3 separate regions of the Homo sapiens genome follow, and regions 1 and 2 are each linked to region 3. Evidence: chromatin contacts called from ENCODE Hi-C or POLR2A ChIA-PET data. All regions are on one chromosome and are shown on one strand. The core of a region is the stretch at or near the end of the contact, and the rest is flanking DNA. Distances in the headings are between cores, read along the strand shown. Region 1 has its middle 31 kb from the start of LINC02971. Region 2 overlaps LOC107985365 (a long non-coding RNA gene). Region 3 has its middle 24 kb from the start of LINC01132.

Region 1 (4,005 bases), core at 423-2,922, 230 kb before region 3:
CCACCTGGGGTTTCTGAGACTTCTGGTTGCCTCCCCTGCTGGCGTTTTCACTGGGGGAGGGGCACGGTTTGGAGGGGGAGAGCTGGGGGAAACATTTCCAGTTTCGTCCCAAGTGTCTAAGCTATATTCTCTGTGGATTCCCTTCTTCTTGCCTATTGGTAATCCATCATTTCCTTTCCGGTAGATAAATAGCTATTCTCTGACATCAACCCACATTTTTCTGTTCACTTCTGCTCCTCATAGTCATGGCATAAACCTGCACTCCCAAGCTCTAACTTGGTTCTTGATGTGTGAAGGCATCCTTCAGAATTCTAAGAGAAATCTCTTTCTCAGTGCAGCCTGCCTTTTGCAAATCAAAAGTGCTTTGGTTTTCAGACTATTTATTGTTTCCGCTAGAGATAGACAAAGCCTACTTGAAAGCTGGGAAATGAAGAACCTGAAGTTGGTGTGCACAGTGGGTAGGAAGTGATCCTGCCACCTTGGGGGCTGGGCTCAGGCGGGTTTGTCACCAGCAGTCCTAGGGCCACCATTCATCTCAGGCTTCATAAATGTGTTCATAAATGTGAACAGACTTGGTAAATGCGACAATCTCTGAGCAGTAGTGTTCTGAGGAAGGGGAACGTTTTTCTGAATTTGCGAACAAGCCGGTGGGGGTCTTTGACAATGGGTACAAGGAAGTAGAGGAGACAGCAACCTTTTAATGCCTATTGACATCCCACTATAATGAAGCAACATGGGGACACAAAGGCAGGGAGAAGGATGGGGTTGCAGTTGTTGCAGAGTCAGGCAAGGTTGCCACAGGGAGGGAGGGACTGGAATTGGGCTTCGATGAGGCGTTGAATGGGCAGATCAGAGGGAGAGGCATTTTAAATAAGGTGATGGTGGGGACACAGGTATGAGGGACGGACATTCATGGAGTGGCAGGGGACAGCCTGATGGTGTTGAGGGTTGGTGTTAGAGAATAAGAGAAGAGTGAGTTGGTAGATTTGGGTCCTTGAAGGTCAGACTGAGAGGTGGTTCAGTGAGCAGTGAAGGACCCCGGAGGAGGACAGCAGCCTTCCAGAGGGAGGCGGAGGGCAGAGTAGAGGTGAGGTGGAGGGCAGAGTACAGGTGAGGTGACAGAGACCCGGACGGAGGCTGGAGAGGAGGCCCTTCTGGGCTGAGGCCAGGCTGGGTGGAGGGCAGTGGGTGTGAGAAGGAGGAGGTCAGAATGAGGAGACATTCAGAAGGGGAATCAACCGGACTCTGGGGCTCCTTGGAGACAATGAGTCTTCACATCTGTGTGGCTGGAAGCTGATCAGACTTCACCAGGAAGGGGGGCCGTGGAGGAGACCCTGTTGGGGATGCATCGGTGGGACTTTAAGGGTGCAGTGTCCAGTAGGCAGCTGGCTTCGGGAACCTGGAGACTGCAGCAGAGTCAGTGCTGTGTGCCCGCCCAGGGGCTGTTTGTGCAGGGCGACCCGGGCCCGAGGTGAGGCCTCAGGGGACAGAGGCACCTGGAGAGAAGTGTGGAGCAGGTGTGACCTGGGAAAGCCCGTGGCGGGGGCCACTCCACGCAAGAGCAAAAGAGCTTTGGAAAGGAAGCATTGCAGTGGTCATATGTGCCGCTCTGCACTTGTTCAATGGGCTGGTGATTCCTCATTGTTCTGTGATGTTGGTTTCAGTTTTGTAATGAGTTTTCATGAAAATAACGAGCACAATGAAAGCCCACATCCCTCTCAAAGTAGCGGAATGGAAAATAGAACTCTGAAGAACCAGCTCTCTTGACGTTCTGAGGCCCAGACATTTCTCTCAGGGTTGTAGAACAACCTTGAACCTGCGTGTCTCCCTGACCCCACCGGACACCTGCCCCGGACCTTCCTAACGTCTAGGGGGTGACGCACCTGAGTGGAGATTCTCCATGCAGCACCAGGGATTTCTGCCATCGTGGACTTTTTAACAGGTGTTCTCAGGATGAGGACTTTTGGGGTGCACCCCCCACCGGCAGCAGTTGCGTTTCTGGGCTTGAGATTCAAGGCATGACTGAGCAGGTGGGGGATGATGCTATGCATTTTTTGGCATGAGGTCTCTTTCAAGTAAATGAAGAGGCCATTTCAGAAACACTGCAGAGAGAGAAATGTGAGCACACATTTTCTGCTCTGGCCACCATGATTCTTTTGCATCTCGTCACCATTTCCCTGCACTTATGCCACCCCCTTCCCCAAGCTCCAGGGCCCACTAACTGTGAGAACAACGAAAAGCATTAGCTATGGACTCAGCATGCTTCCTCCCCGAGAGCTCCCGACAGCCAGCAGAAATCAATAAATTAGGATAAAGAAAATGACATTTAGCTTTGTCTGGGCTCTCCTGTCTGTATGATTTTGCAGGCTTGGTGTGGAATGAAAATTCTGTTTCCTCTGCTCCCCTCCCCTAAACCTACAGACTGGTCTTCCTGCTTCCCTATGAGTGCCTGCTTCAACCCAGACAGTTCTGACACTTTGACTTACTGATCAACTTTTTTTTTTTTTCTTAAACCACAGTTTAAAAAAAGTCAAACACACACAGTCACGGGAAACAAAAACACACAAAACAACAAACCCTGTTTAAGAGCTGAGTAAGCACTAAGGCATGCATTCCCTCCAAGAGCAAGGGCCAGGATGAGAATTCTCGGTTCAGCTGACTAACGCAGCTCACATTTTAATAGTCTGCAGCTCTTTCTAAGCTGTTAACACTTTACTGTCTTAGAGGATGTTTGGGCTGAATACCTCCCATAGTTCTTCCACTGAGACATACCTTCTCCATGGTAGAGAAAAGCAAACAGGAGTGTTGTAGAGAAAGATGAGTCAGGGGCCAAGTGGGTTGGTGCCAAGACAAAGCAGGAACAAACCAGTGTTCTGGTGCCTTCCGAAAGGTATGTGTTTAGCTCCCACTGATAAGTGAGAACATGATATATTTGGTTTTCTGTTCCTGCATTAATTCGCTTAGGTTAATGGCCTCCAGCCACATCCATGTTGCTGCAAAAGACCTGATTTCATTCTTTTTTATGGCTGTGTAGTATTCCACGGTGTATATGAACCACATCTTTATCCAATTCACCATTGATGGGAAACTGGGTTGATTCTGTGTTTTTGCTATCATGAATAAAGATGGGAACAATAGTCACCGGGGACTACTAGACCAGGGACAGGGGAGGAGGGGCAAGGGCTGAAAAACTACCTGTTGGGTGCTATGCCCATTACCTGGGTGCCAATCGTACCCCAAAGCTCAGAATCATGCTATATACCTTGTAACAAACCTGCACAGGTACTCCCTGACTCTAAAATAAAAGTTGAAAAAGAAAAGGAAAAAAGGAAATGTATGTATGTGTCTTCTACACTTGACTGGTCAGCCAGGGCTGTCCTGTCCAAGCCTCTGTTCTCATCTCTCTCTTCACCCTGACGGCCACGACACGTCCAGAGCTGAAGAACAAAGTGTGCTTGAGGTCGTCTTGAGCGCAGGTTCCAAGATGATTGTTAACACACACAAAGCCTTCCGGACCCCAGCAGAAGGGTGACATTTTCTTCTGGTAGAGTTTGTAATTTAAGATAAGGCAATAGAGCCCGAAGCTGGCAGTGTGGTGTGCACGCCAGCCACATAGCAGCCTCACTTCTCGAGAGGAATCACAGTTTCTGTTTCTAGGTCTCTGGATTTGTACAGCCCAGGCCAGACACTGTGAGGATGCTGGATGGAAGTCTCTGTATAAGGGGCCGGTCCCGGAAATGAGTCCGTCATGTCTGTAGAGAGGTCACCAACAGCTGCCGGATATTGTGCTGCCTCTTCTGGTGGCACACATTTGCTTGGAGGAAAATGCACACTTATTTTAATATTAGATAAAGAGGAGGAGTTCTTCTCCACCAGTGAGCCCGACTCCAGAGAGTTTCTGGAGCCTTGAGGATGCATTTGTTGAGCACTTAGCAAGGGGCTGTGTGCTGTTGGCAGTGGACAAGGCCAAGGGCCTTGAGGCCTCTACTACCTAGGGCAAGGCCA
Region 2 (3,733 bases), core at 362-2,861, 170 kb before region 3:
ACAACAGGCTAAAATTAAAATTTTAACTTGACTAGTGTGGAGAATTTTGTGTAACTCTTTGAGCTGTTTAGCAAAATCTACATAGCCCACCTTGCTGGTTGTGGGGACACTGGCATCTCTTGCATGGAAACCTGGCTGGTTTTAACCTTTTCTGCTATTGCAGATGGGGAAAGTGAAGTGGCTCCTATTGACTTTCTGCTGCCGCTTCCAGGTCTGACTTGCACACAGGGCCATGATGCCTGGTGCTTCCTCGGCTCTTCCAGTTGTTTATGTTCAGCCGAGGGCAGTGGATCCCAAAAATAGCAGGCTCTGGCTCGAAGTTCTACCTACATAACTTCTGGGAGCCAAGCCCTCTCTCTCCCTGGCAGGAATGGGTCCTGGGAACATGCAGAGATTCTCCCTGGTGGCATATGGTTTTCCATGGTGGCCGTGACTCAGGAACTCACTGCCATGCTGCCTGACTCTCTACTCTGCCTTTGGGCTCCTGTCTTGCTGGTGTAGGCTGACTTTGATGTGACCTCGAGATTAGCCACCGCCACACTGAGGTCTCTCTTCCTGTCTTCGTGTTGCTGACCTCATCTCGTCCAGCCTCCAACCCCATCTGATGAAGGAAGGGGGCAAGTATGACAGCTGTGCCCCAAGTATAATAGCTCACAACCCGCTACCAAATACAATGTCTTTCCCCACTCAATTCTTATTCTTCCTTCAGGGTTACAATTCCAAATTTCACTCATGCTATTTTTTTTTTTTTTTTTTTTGTAAGACGGAGTCTCACTCTGTCACCCAGGCTGGAGTGCAGTGGAGCGATCTTGGCTCACTAGAACATCAGCCTACTGGGTTCAAGCAATTCTCCTGTCTCAGCCTCCCAAGTAGCTGGGACTACAGGCGTCTGCCACCACACCCTGCTAATTTTTGTATTTTTAGTAGAGACAGGGTTTCACCATGTTGGCCAGGCTGGTCTCGAACTCCTGACCTCAGGTGATCCACCCACCTCGGCCTCCCAAAGTGTTGGGATTACAGGCGTGAGCCACCCCGCCCAGCCTCTTGCTATTTCTTTCAATGCTCCCTGTGCCTTGACAGAGATCCAGGGATTGTGTTGAAGACAATATGTGTAAAAGTAACCAGCATTGCACCCTAAATTGTCCTTCCCCTCTGACAATTGGCCACCATCTCTGTATTAAGCACAAGCACCTCAACAGGCCCTCCGCTGAGGATGCAGGTGAGGACGGGCTGGATGTGCCTTTTATCCCCTCTTTGTGGTGTTACTTGCTCTATTGCAGAATCGAGCATTGGCCCCATTATTCCTGAATGAGTCAGAAGTCTCCGCCCCTCTGCTGAACAGGCCGATGTGTCCCTTGACACACACGTGATAATGGTGCAGTTAAAAAAACAAACCCATAGAGATATGGAAGTGCAGATGTGTAGACGCCCCATGGTTTTTGGTGACACAAACGTCAGCTGTAGCTCAGGGACGTCCTCCTGATAGAACTCGCCATTGTGGCAGGCAACCTCTGAGATGAACTCAGATAGTCTTGCCTGCTGACACCCATGCTCTTGTGTAGTCTCTTCCCACGCTGAATAGGGCTGACTGTGTGACCAATAGGATATTCTAGAGATGACCGACTATGACCTCTGAGGCTGGGTTATAGAAGAAGTGGTGCTTCTGGCTGGGTGAGGTGACTCACACCTTATTCCAGCACTTTGGGAGGCCGAGGCGTGTGGAACACTTGAGGTTAGCAGTTTGAGACCAGCCTGGCCAACATGGTGAAACCCTGTCTCTACTAAAACTATGAAAATTAGCCAGGCGTGGTGGTGAGTGCCTATAAGTCCGGCTACTCGGGAGGGTGAGGCAGGAGAATTGCTTGAACCTGGATGACAGAGGTTGCAGTGAGGCAAGATCATGCCACTTCACTCCAGCCTGGGCAAAAGAGCGAAACTCCATCTCAAAAAAAGAAAAAAATAATAATAAGAAGAAGAAACGGTGCTTCCCTCCTTGTTCTCTTGGAACACTTACTCTGGGGGATGCTAGCGCCACCTCATGAGGACATTGAAGAAACCATACAAACAGGCCCATGCAGCGAGGGCTAATGGTCCCCAACAGTCAGCATTGACTTGTAGGCTGTGTGACCATGGGGACATCTCAGAAGCAGATCTTCCAACCCCAGTCATGCCTTCAGGTGACAGTAGCCTTGGCTGACATCCGAACTATAGCCTGTGCCAGAACCATCCAGTGAAGTCACTCCCAGATTCCTGACCCACAAAGACTATGACATAAGAAATGCTCACATTTTGAGTGCTAAGTTTTGGGCTAATTTGTTACACAGCCACTGATAACTGATACACCCATGGCAAGGACACAGGGACTTCTGACTCAGTCTGGATTCTCAGTCTGACTTGCCTGTGTTTCCAGCTAATGTTGAGTCCTATCCACCGAGCCTCCCAGTACTGCTTCTGGCGACATGCAGCTGCACTGAGGCATTTGAGACCTGGTGTTTCTACTATCTGGATCACTGAAGGAACCTTGGATGCTTTTTTCTAAGCCTGGTAAAGCCATGCAGCAGATCAGCAGGAGGGCACACATTAGCCCACGGGCTGCCTGAGCCCTGGCCTGCAGCTACTCACCTCCTCCTCCTCCTGGGGCTTCACTCCTGTGCTCATTCCATCAGCTATGAGAGTTCAGCTTGACACACAGAGCCTGGTCTCACAGTCACTTATGAGGGGCCATGAGTTCCAGGGTTTCAAACCAGAGAAGATGGGGCTGATATATTTTGTCCATCAGAAACAGCAGAGTCCCACCATGCTAGAAAGACTGTTAGGAGGGTATAGTGAGCCTGGCATGGAGCAGGCACTGAATTGTTTGGTGACTGAGGGGGACTTGGTCTTGCATCCTCCATCACGCTGCTCAGAGAGACGTGGGGCAGAGGTTGTGCTGTGTGTGTGTGTGTGTGTGTGTGTGTGTGTGTTTGTTTGTTTGTTTCTTTCTTTTTATTTTATTTTATTTTTGAAACGAGTTTCACTCTTGTTGCCCAGGGTGGAATGCAATGGTGCGATCTCGGCTCACTGCAACCTCCACCTCCTGGGTTCAAGTGATTCTCCTGCCTTAGCCTCCCGAGTAGCTGGGACTACAGGCATGTGCCACCACGCCCGGCTAATTTTGTATTTTTAGTAGAGTTGGGGTTTCACCATGTTGGTCGGGCTGGTCTCGAACTTCTGACCTCAGGTGATCCGCCCTCCTGGGCCTCCCAAAGTGCTGGGATTACAGACGTGAGCCACCATGCCTGGCTTATTTATTTTTATAGAGATAGGATCTTGCTTTGTTGCCCAGGCTGGAGAGCAGTGGCATGATCATGGTTTACTACAGCCCCAAACTCCTGAGGGGGTGATCCTCCTGACTCAGCCTCCTAAGTAGCTTGGATTACAGGAATGTGCCGCTATGCCCAGCTAATCATTTATTTAGAGATGGGGTCCCATCGTGTTGCCCAGGCTGGTCTTGAACTCCTGGCCTCAACTGATCCTGCTGCTTTGGCCTCCTAAAGTGCTGGGATTACAGGTGTGAGCCCCTTGCCCAGCCTGCACTGTTTTCTGGAGCTCACACTTTCAGAAAGAAATAGGAACACTGGAGTGGAAGAATGGGCGTGGATGAAGAGATTGATGGGGACTTCCAACTCATGCAAGCAAGTGCAGCATTTGGCAGGGGAGGCTCACAGCACATCCCACTTCTGCAAGTCACCAG
Region 3 (3,747 bases), core at 958-3,457:
TTTCTTCCGAGATCTTCCAGATCTAACCTGTTTATCACAAGCACAGCTGTGCATGCAGTTCATGCCCCAAATAGATAGGTAGGTTCTGCAAAGGGTACGATTTGGGTTTGGCTCATAATGAAGGAAAACTCAGTTCATAAGAAGAAGCTGGGCCATGCTTATGATCGTCTCAGATTGGTTTTGGCAGCCTGGACACCCTCTGGCCCCTTCTCCCTTCTAGCCACTCACCCTTACCTCATCACTTTTCCAGCTGCTACAGGCCCCAGATGGTGCAGAGTAGCTGCTAGCAGTGACTATTTATCATGAGGCTGTGCGGGTGTAAAGAAACATGGCCAACCACACTACAAGTGGTCTAACAACATGGTGCCCAAGGGAAAGCACGTCCTGAGCCCCACCCCACTTCAGCATGGGTTTGTTCCTCTCAAGATACTTATGCCCATCTCAGAATATCACTGACTTCTGGAGCTTGCCACAGAGATACTTACAGCTCAAGCAACACCCCAGTGGCTCAGTGACCTTCTCCAGGGTCAGCTTGTAAGCGATAACAAAACCCATCTTCTGGTTCCCTTGGTTCCTGGAGAAGCTTGATGAACTTTGCACAAAAATAATTTGGGCATATGATAGCATATTAGTAGGCAAGTTCAGACTCAGGGAACTAAAAATCCAAGTCATAATGTGATCACTCACCCCTTTGGGTTTCTAAATCCAAAAGAAGGACCTGTGCCTCAAAAGTAAGCAGAAAGAGGCCAGACGTGGTAGGTCACGCCTATAACCCCAGCACGTTGGGAGGCCGAGGTAGGTGGATCACCTGAGGTCAGGAGTTCGAGACCAGCCTGACCAACATGGCAAACCCCCGTCTCTACTAAAAAATATTAAAATTAGCTGGGCATGGTGGCAGGCGCCTGTAATTTCAGCTATTCAGGAGGCTGAGGCAGGAGAATCGCTTGAACCTGGAAGGCGGAGGTTGCAGTCAGCCAAGATCACACCAATGCACTCCAGCCTGGGCGACAGAGGGAGATTCTGTCACACACACACACACACAAACACACACACACACACACACACACACAGCAGAAAGAAAGAAACAACAGAACATGCAAATACATGAATAAAGGGAAAGATTCTGAGGTTCTAGAAAGCTTCTGTTATTATCTATTGATGCACATCCAGGCAAATGCCTTTTCTTCTTGCCCAATCCAACCCTGTCTCCAACAATAGATAGATGATAAATAAATAGATATGTAGGTAAATAGATAGATCCAAAGAAAAAACTGCTGCAGTATCACTCTCGTTAGAGCGTTCCTTTTAGTAAGAGAAAGATCCTAGTTCTACCACACATGTTAAACTTTCTGTGCAATGGCCTGGAATTTCTACCATCTTTGCTGATATAGATCACCCTGAATAAATCATGGGATTGATCAGTCCTTTGGCAAATGTTTCCAAGTGTAATTTATATGTACTGCCATTACTAGGGCACCTGACTTGCTGATATTTTTAAACAAATCCAGGTTTGGTCACCTTGAAGAATGCTTGCTCCTTTGCGGCAGATGGGTACAGGACCCATCCTGACCCATCCTCTCCAGTCCCTTGGGCTTTAGGCTGCCTGCTTGCTGTGGTAGGGGCCAGAGTATCATTTGCCATTTTGATTTGGTGCTGCTCAGTCAACGCTTTGTGCTTCCCTGCTGCCTGCTAGCTCACAGCCCTGAGTCAGAGAGGGGCTCCCCTGAGAATCTGCCTTATGTCATTTGTACATGGCTGGGTCTGGAAATCTTGACAAAGCACTTTCTATAAACCACTGTGAGGGAGGGCAAAAATAACAGTAATAAATAATGCCTCTGAGTCATCCATTAACCTCTGTTGATGCCACCTCCGTGTCAGCTGTCACATGTTGATAGTGTCACCTAGAATCCCTGACGGGGACATGCAAGCCTGTGCATGTTCCCTCCCCCATAGCAGTGCTGATGAACATCCCTCCTGTACAGCCCATCTGTTCTGGTTCCATGTGGCTGGGCCTGTTTCTCTCCGAACTGCTCTGAGCAGAGCAGATTTTATTTTCATTACTCTTGCCATGAAGGTCTCCAAATCCTAAGCTTCCCTTTGGTCTTTGCTGTAAACCACAAGGTCTGCTGTTTGGCGATGCACTGCTTTGCCAGTTTGCCTTCAGGTCAGGCCTCTGGATTTCCAAAGTCCCTTCGTGGAATTTGTCTTGGGAAACCTCCACCCACTAGGGCCACAGGGCTCAGCCCACCAGGGGAGTGTCTGCAAAGCTGAATGGGCTATTTCTCTGTCCTGTGCCTCCCTCTTCCAACCTGTCCTAGTTCTTGCTTAGCTAGACTCTCAAGGCTTATTTTGACATGCTTATCTCCGTATGGCCCTGCCCTAAACAGACATGGCAATAAGTGCACACTTGTGGCTCACCTCTATGTGGGGCAAAGTCTTCCTCTCCATGAAGCCTGTCAATTCAGTGAGCTGAGAAGCACTAGCTGAACCAAACTTAGACCTTCTTTGCAGCCTCTGGACTTTCTCTAGCCCTCATGTCTATAGTGAAGTATCACTGTGGGGACAGGCATGGGGCCTCCTCTGGGTTCAGCGGTTCTCAAAGCATTTCTTCCCTCTTTTTTTTTTTGAGATGGAGTCTCGCTCTGTCACTCAGGCTGGAGTGCAGTGCACTGGCGCAATCTTGGCTCACTGCAACCTCCGCTTCTCTGGTTCAAGCAGTTCTCCTGCCTCAGCCTCCCAAATAGCTGGGAATACAGGTGCATGCCACCATGCCTGGCTAATCTTTTTTTTTTTTTTTTTTGCATTTTAGTAGAGACGGGGTTTCACTGTGTTGACCAGGCTGGTCTCAAACTCCTGAGCCCAGGCAATTTGCCTGCCTTGTCCTCCCAAAGTGCTAGGATTACAGGAGTGAGCCACCATGCCTGGCCCATTTCTTTCTTTCTTTCTTTCTTTCTTTCTTTCTTTTTTTTTTTTTTTTTTGAGACAGAGTCTCACTCACTCTGTCACTTAGGCTGGAGTGTAGAGGAGCGATCCCGGCTCACTGCAACCTCTGCCTCCTGGGTTCAAGCGATTTTTCTGTCTCAGCCTCCTGAGTAGCTGGGATCACAAGCATGCACCACCACACCTGGATAATTTTTTAAATATTTTTAGTAAAGACAGGGTTTCACCATTTTGGACAGGCTGGTCTTGAACTCCTGGCCTCAAGTGATTCACCCACCTCAGCCTCCAAAAGTGCTAGGATTACAGGCTTGAGCCACTGCGTCCGGCATCTTCCTTCATTTTATTAATTGCACAGCATGTGGTATTTGGTCACCTGTTATGAGCCTGACTCCATGCCAAGTGCTGAGGCCGTCACCCTGGTTAAGATCCCCACCATCTGCAGCCTACTGCAGTGGAGGAGGCTACATTCCCGAAGGTAAGTTACAGTGTCAGCAAAGTGCTGTGGGCCCCTGAGCAGGCGGTTGGGAAAGCCTTTACCAAGGCAACGATACTTGATTTGGGTCTTATGGGAGGACAGGGAGTGTAATCCAAAGTGAAAGGGCAAGGGAGGTCTAGCTAGAGGGAGGGTGGCAGGGGATCGGGGCCTGGTGTGGAAGTCATGCGTTGCACTCATGTGTGCATGGACCCCAGCAGGGTAAGTGTGAGGCCACAGGCGGGACCCCATGTGCCATGCTTAGGGGTTCAGACATTGTCCTGGAGATGATGAAGGACCCCTGAGAGTTTTAAGCAGAGTTGGGTGTGAAGATG

What was found. Hi-C counts contacts between places; a loop is a spot of excess contacts on that map. ChIA-PET counts read pairs that join two places held with the same protein, here RNA polymerase II (POLR2A). Pooled maps may share reads with other maps.
Region 1: a loop to region 3 is called in a pooled map, with 6 times the contacts of the local background. The contact joins two enhancer-like sites. A Hi-C loop is called at or near these places in 1 of 168 maps with a recorded cell type or tissue (thyroid gland), 4 of 37 single-sample maps with no recorded cell type and 3 of 50 pooled maps. POLR2A ChIA-PET finds 5 or more read pairs at or near these places in 2 of 52 experiments (IMR-90 and activated B cell).
Region 2: a loop to region 3 is called in a pooled map, with 1.9 times the contacts of the local background. The contact joins two enhancer-like sites. A Hi-C loop is called at or near these places in 1 of 168 maps with a recorded cell type or tissue (HepG2) and 2 of 50 pooled maps. POLR2A ChIA-PET finds 5 or more read pairs at or near these places in 5 of 52 experiments (HepG2, activated T-cell, activated naive CD4-positive, alpha-beta T cell and 1 more).

Annotation. Positions count from the first base shown.
Region 1 is chr1:234,924,663-234,928,667 of GRCh38, reverse strand. No RefSeq gene overlaps it. Among named protein-coding and RNA genes, the nearest start is that of LINC02971, 31 kb to the left of the region's middle. RefSeq lists enhancers at 1,079-1,168, 1,929-2,008. Within about 2 kb of position 1,672, at least 25 of the 41 ENCODE cell types and tissues checked have a DNase peak (open chromatin) inside an H3K27ac peak, as active enhancers do.
Region 2 is chr1:234,864,214-234,867,946 of GRCh38, reverse strand. All of the region lies in intron 2 of LOC107985365 (a long non-coding RNA gene), which reads left to right. Among named protein-coding and RNA genes, the nearest start is that of LINC02971, 91 kb to the left of the region's middle. Within about 2 kb of position 1,611, at least 13 of the 41 ENCODE cell types and tissues checked have a DNase peak (open chromatin) inside an H3K27ac peak, as active enhancers do.
Region 3 is chr1:234,698,496-234,702,242 of GRCh38, reverse strand. No RefSeq gene overlaps it. Among named protein-coding and RNA genes, the nearest start is that of LINC01132, 24 kb to the left of the region's middle. RefSeq lists enhancers at 1,707-2,001, 1,784-2,033. Within about 2 kb of position 2,207, at least 12 of the 41 ENCODE cell types and tissues checked have a DNase peak (open chromatin) inside an H3K27ac peak, as active enhancers do.